Linked DNA regions of Homo sapiens: region 2 is linked to region 1. A link is a loop called in an ENCODE intact Hi-C map of the cell type or tissue named here. Cell type or tissue: PC-3. All regions are shown on one strand. Links, peaks and the distances in the headings refer to the core of each region. The heading gives the core; the rest is flanking DNA.

Region 1 (2,927 bases), core at 216-2,715:
TGTAGGTCTCCAATAACTTTGGAAAGGGTGAGAAGGGTGCCATTAAAATAGAGAGGAAAAAAAAATTCCAGATCTCCCTTGGACAACTCATCTGTTCATAAATATTAAGCAAAAGAGAAATTGCCTAGGCTAATAAAAGACTGAAATAATCTTTTGATGACTTTTTGCCTAAATTGTTGGTGATACTTTCTGTTTTGTTTTTCAGTCAAGAAAACTTTTCTTTTGAGCTATTATAGCTTTTAACAATTGAGTAAAGTATACTCCTATAAACAAAATTTGGGGCATATTTCTTTCTCTCTGCCTGATTTCTCTAAAATTTAAAAACTATTTGTGAGTATTCTTAACTTATGAAAATATAGTTATTTGGACAAGTGCAATAAGAATCTATATTCTTTTGTAACAGGACAAAATTGGAGGAGACACTGGTTATTTTACCAAGGCTTTGACTGGAATTGCTTGATTTCAAATATAAGCAGACTGCTTTAAGGAATCAAAGTTGACTTACAGAACCAATAAAAGACCCTTGGGCTGAGCTCAAAGCTTAAAAAGTTTAATCTAAGATTCTTGATGGAACTTCGTTCCATCAAAGCCAATTTTAAAAAGCGCCTATATGGCAAATAATTATTCTTGCTGCACTTTATAATCAGTCCAAGTTTAATAAGACCAAAACTTATTTTGCAAACTAACTGGTCATATCATGATTTGTCTGTGGTAAAAATGAGAGACTAGAGAGAGGAAAATTATGTTTCAAAAACTATGTTATACCTAGTATTAGATTCTACTCTCGTCTGTTGTTTTTGAGGGTTTTTGTTTTGTTTTTGTTTTCTGTCAATTTAGACTGCTTATTCCTGTGAACCAACCAGTGATCTCTGGCTGCTGCTCAGAGGAAACAAGAGGGATAAGTAGCATAAAATATTTAGATCAGTATTGTAATTCTGGATACATACTGGAATTGCCTGGTGATCCCACGTCAGCTTGGTTCCAACAATTTCCCAGTTCATGAAAAGCCTTCTTATTCAGTTTACTTGGGAAGATTTTACTTATTTTGCTTCACTGTTGTGGACTATATTGCTGTCGTACTCTTTGTACAGGAATGCAGGATAAGCTTATTCAGTGTTTTCTTAAATTGAACACTTATTTGTCTTCCAGATTTCACCTTTTGTTGGGATTCAAAGTTATGAATGGTCCTCACCATACTGATACTTTCTGACTGAGCTACTCTCTATCCTGAATACAAGAGACCCTAACATTAGGTAGGAATATCACTGCTCCTACTTCGCCTGAAGAACTTACAGAAGATAGATCTTCATCCTTCTACAACTCTTAGGATTAAGGATCCCCTTGTAAAAGAAAAGGGGGAAATATGTCAGAGGCTTTTGAACCAGAGCAACTCTATCTTGAATAGAAGCTGGGTAAAATGAGACTGAGACCTGCTGGACTGCATTTCCAGGAGCTTAGGCATTCTTAATCATAGGATATTTATGGTTAAGGGAGCAGGTTAATAATGTTTACTGAGCAAACCTAGGATTTAAGAGACCCAGGAAATATCCTGATGTTCTTCCAATGTTGTAAGAACAAAAGCATTCTTAGTTTAAGTTTCACTTTAAAGCTAATATAGATTCTTGTGGAAGCCAGTAGTTACACAAAGATTAACAATCCTTTGTCACAAGCCCTTGTAGATTTTTTTATCTTTGTTATCTTCTATATAAACAAGCATTGTACCTAAGGTTGATGCAATCCTCCTCTTGCTTTGGAGAATGGCCTACTATGTCTATGAAGTAGCCATTTCCTTTCTTTCTTTCTTTCTTTTTTTTTTTTTTTTTGAGATGGAGTCTTGCTCTGTCACCCAGGCTGGAGTGCAGTGGCACGATCTCAGCTCACTGCAAGCTCTGCCACCCGGGTTCATGCCATTCTCCTGCCTCAGCCTCCCCAGTAGCTGGGACTACAGGTGCACAACACCACGCCCAGCTAATTTTTTGTATCTTTAGTAGAGACGGGGTTTCACCGTGTTGGCCAGGATGGTTTCGATCTCCTGACCTCATGATCCGCCCGCCTCAGCTTCCCAAAGGGCTGGGATTACAGGCGCCCACATGCCATTTTATTTCTTTACTTTCTTAATAAACTTGCTTTCAGCTGGGCGTGGAGGCTCACGCCTGTAATCCCAGCACGTTGGGAGGCTCAGGCAGCCAGATCACAAGGTCAGGAGATTGAGACCATCCCGGCCAACATGGTGAAGCCCTGTCTCTACTAAAAATACAAAAAAATTAGCCGGGCGTGGTGGCAGGCGCCTGTAGTCCCAGCTACTCGGGAGGCTGCAGCAGGAGAATCGCTTGAACCCGGGAGGCAGACGTTGCAGTGAGCCAAGATCTTGCCACTCTACTCCAGCCTGGCGACAGAGTGAGACTCTGTCTTAAAAAACAAAAACAGCAACAACAAAAAAACTTGTTTTCTCTTTACTCAGTTGATTTGCCCCAAATTCTTTCTTCCACATGATCCGGGAACCCTCTCTTGGGGTCTGGATCAGGGTCCCTTTCCAGTAACACTAATTCTTGGAATCTGTAAATATTACTTTTTATGGCAAAGGCTTTGCAGATACGATTTAGTTAGAGATCTTGAGGTTGGGACATTATTCTGGACTATTTGAGTGGGCCCTAAACGCAGTCACAAGTATACTTATAAGAGGAAGACAAAGCCAGGCGCGTTGGCTCACGCCTGTAATCCCAGCACTTTGGGAGGCTGAGGCAGGCGGATCACGAGGTGAGGAGATTGAGACCATCCTGGTTAACACGGTGAACCCCTGTCTCTACTAAAAATACAAAAAACTAGCCGGGTATGGTGGCAGGTGCCTGTAGTCCCAGCTACTGGGTAGGCTGAGGCAGGAGAATGGCATGAACCCGGGAGGCGGAGCTTTCAGCAGTGAGCTGAAA
Region 2 (2,927 bases), core at 244-2,743, 120 kb after region 1:
TAAGTGGTTAGACATGAAAGATCAAATGAACTATTCCAGCCTGGAGTATTGTAAGAAATAAAAACTACTAAACTGTCAGATAGAAGAGGTTCAATATTTGTTCTCATACACATAATTTGTCTCTAGCTTGGGTAAGTCCCTTTCTCTTTAGGCCTGTTTCCTCATCTGTAAAATAGGGGCAGTAATTATCTATCTCATGCACCAAGACACTATGTGCATCTATACAACTGTGAGGGCACCATCCACGTCAACTATGAGCAATGCAGGACTACTGTGTGATCTATGGCCTGAGAAGGGAAGGGTCTTTATTGCACTAGAAAAGTCTGTGTAAGTACATTACATTTTTAGTTTGCATGACCTTAAGCCATATACTGTCATTTGTTATGAGTTTCCTTATGATTAAAATTAAGGTGTTGGACTTCACGATTTCTTAAGGTCTTGTTCAATTCTAATATTTAAAAGTATTACAGTTTATTCACACATTCGACTAAAATTCAAGTAGGACCTAAGACAAGTGCAGAAAATTAAAAAATAGTTGAAATATGTTCCTTTCCTTTAAGAGTTCCCATTTGGGTGGACTTTATGCTAACTATATAAAGTCCTTCTAGGTAAGACATTTCATGCTTTTTAACTGTATTTTCTTAGGCCCTGATATGCAAGTGCAATTATCAAATTATAGCATTGTAAAACATTAAGCTAATAAGACTAAACAATTGCAAATTTTAAATGACATTTAAAATTAGGCAAAATCTTATCTTTAGACAAATAAAATTGCAGTTGATCCTTCAACAACATAGGTAACATAGGTTTGAAATGCATGGGTCCACTTATACACAGATTGTTTTCAATCAAATGCAGATGTGGGACTTGAGTATGTAAGGATTTTGGTACACATAAGGTCCTGAAACCAATCCATGAAATATAGTGAAAAGTAACTGCATTTGGAATGTCTTTGGATTATTTTAATATGAAATACTGAACTGGAATTCAGAACAACCAACTCTAGTCCTGGATTAACTGCTAGTCACTTGAGAGCTTAAGTCATTTGGTCTCTCAGAGTATCAGCTCCCAGATTTGTATCATAATCCTGAAGGATACAATCCCAAATGCCATAATCCTGAATGTTGAAATTCTGAAAGATCAAAGTCCCCCAAAATACAAATCCCTAAATTCTAAAATCCCTAACATCTAAAATCTTGAAAATCACAATCACAGGATAATTTGCCTCATGTCAGTCCAGCTCTTATGGATTATCCCTATGCAATTGCCCATAATCTATTCCTGTAATACACATTCTCATGTCAAATTTTCTTTGCCGTTCGTTTAGTTTTCTTCACTATTTTCAAATTTCAGCATTATTTTTTTACAATTCACTATGCTATGTATTTCATCTTCACATCATTTCCAATACCGAAGGAATAAATTGTGTGGAGACCTTTAGAGAGTTCTAATTTGTTTTATGCATTTTTTGCAAATTTGACTCCATGAAAGTGCATTATCACAATATTGACTTTGTATATAAGCATTGTATGTGTATATAAAAATGTTGAAATTTCCTCAGTAAATGAAGAAATGCCCTTTTTGTACACGTACATTTGTGAAATATAAAATTTCTCAAGATCTCAGCTCTTTGGATGACTACGTACACAGTGGTGACCCATTGTAGTTTTTGATCTGTCTCATCAAACGACTTAGGTTGTTTGTCATGGTATTTCAGATGAACACATTATAAAGCTGGGTACACACAATTACCAACCACAGTGATGCATGTTTATACATTTCCCTTTTCACCTATTTCTTTATGCATATGATTCATCTGCTCATAACTGTTACAATGATGTGACTGTTGTTAGTATACTTAAGTGTTTATGCTTGCAAAAATACATATGTTATTATTGCCTATTTTATTGTTAAGATATCCTATGAAATGTTTTGTCATGTTTTTATGTTTCTCAAATGTCCTTTAAAATGTAGGGAAATATCTTTTAAATTTTTTAAAATTATTTTTTCCAGTATTATATTTCAATCTTTTGAGATTTCAACATTTGGGATTATGGTGTTTAGGATTGTATCTTTCAGGATTATGATCAGCTCCTTCAGTCTCCTTCCAATCAAATAAGAGATTGGGCCAACTAAGATTATCTCTGAGCTTAAAGCTTTAGGGATTCATATTTTAGTTAGTGCATTATCAAATTATTTAAAATAATTGCACTGCAAATACATACACTTTGGTATGTTTTGCATTTTACCAAATACAAGTGGTAGTATACATTTATACCAAAGATGACCAAACTCTTTCTGACATCTCATAAGACACCCCTAAGTCCCATAAATAGTTGATGATTCTTGCTAAACCAGATAAAGTTTGTAAAATGAAATTTACAGAAAGTTAAAATTATCATTGAACCAGTTCTTTCAAATTCCTTCATAATAATTTTGATTTAAGCTGCTGCTAAGAAGCTGAACTCACTGATTTAAATTTTGCTATGTGTTCTCACCTCCATTCACTGCTTTCTTACTAAATAAGTATTTTGCATCCATTTTATCTTTTAATTTCATCTTCGGTTAAGCAGATTGGCTGAAGCACAGAGTCTATGTAAGAGAGGAATACGAGACAGGACTGGATATAGAATCCTAACCCTGACACTTCCTAATAGTGTGTCCTCGGGTAAATGATTCAATATCCCCTAGTCTCAGTCTCTCTACCTGTAAAATTAGAATAATAACAGTCACTCCACAGAATTATTTTAAAAATTAAAAGTTATATACAGAGAATTTCAAGTACAATGTCTAAAATGTAGTAGGTATTCTAAAATGTATTTTCTTCTCACTGTACCCCATCTATAACATCATCCACAGATGAAACACTTTTCCAGAAAACAGAATTTATTTAATCAGGAAATTTTGTCTTAGATATAATAGTATTA

The links. Peaks named below come from ENCODE experiments on the same cell type or tissue, not always from the same donor. Only the 100,000 strongest peaks of a DNase experiment are listed, where the experiment ranks them.
Region 2: a loop joins it to region 1, with 5 times the contacts of the local background. A loop is called at or near these places in 1 of 110 quality-filtered maps.

The regions. Positions count from the first base shown.
Region 1 is chr1:49,345,447-49,348,373 of GRCh38, forward strand. The region is part of intron 3 of AGBL4 (AGBL carboxypeptidase 4); the gene reads right to left. Among named protein-coding and RNA genes, the nearest start is that of AGBL4-AS1, 89 kb to the left of the region's middle. In PC-3, for the core only: no CTCF peak of the experiment used is centred there; a DNase peak (open chromatin) is centred at 1,505; H3K4me3 peaks cover 405 bases; H3K27ac peaks cover 2,500 bases.
Region 2 is chr1:49,467,301-49,470,227 of GRCh38, forward strand. All of the region lies in intron 3 of AGBL4 (AGBL carboxypeptidase 4), which reads right to left. It overlaps AGBL4-IT1 (AGBL4 intronic transcript 1), which reads right to left. Exons shown (of 4, transcript NR_046839.1): 2 at 2,499-2,706. Among named protein-coding and RNA genes, the nearest start is that of AGBL4-IT1, 3.3 kb to the right of the region's middle. In PC-3, for the core only: no CTCF peak of the experiment used is centred there; a DNase peak (open chromatin) is centred at 1,731; H3K27ac peaks cover 1,577 bases.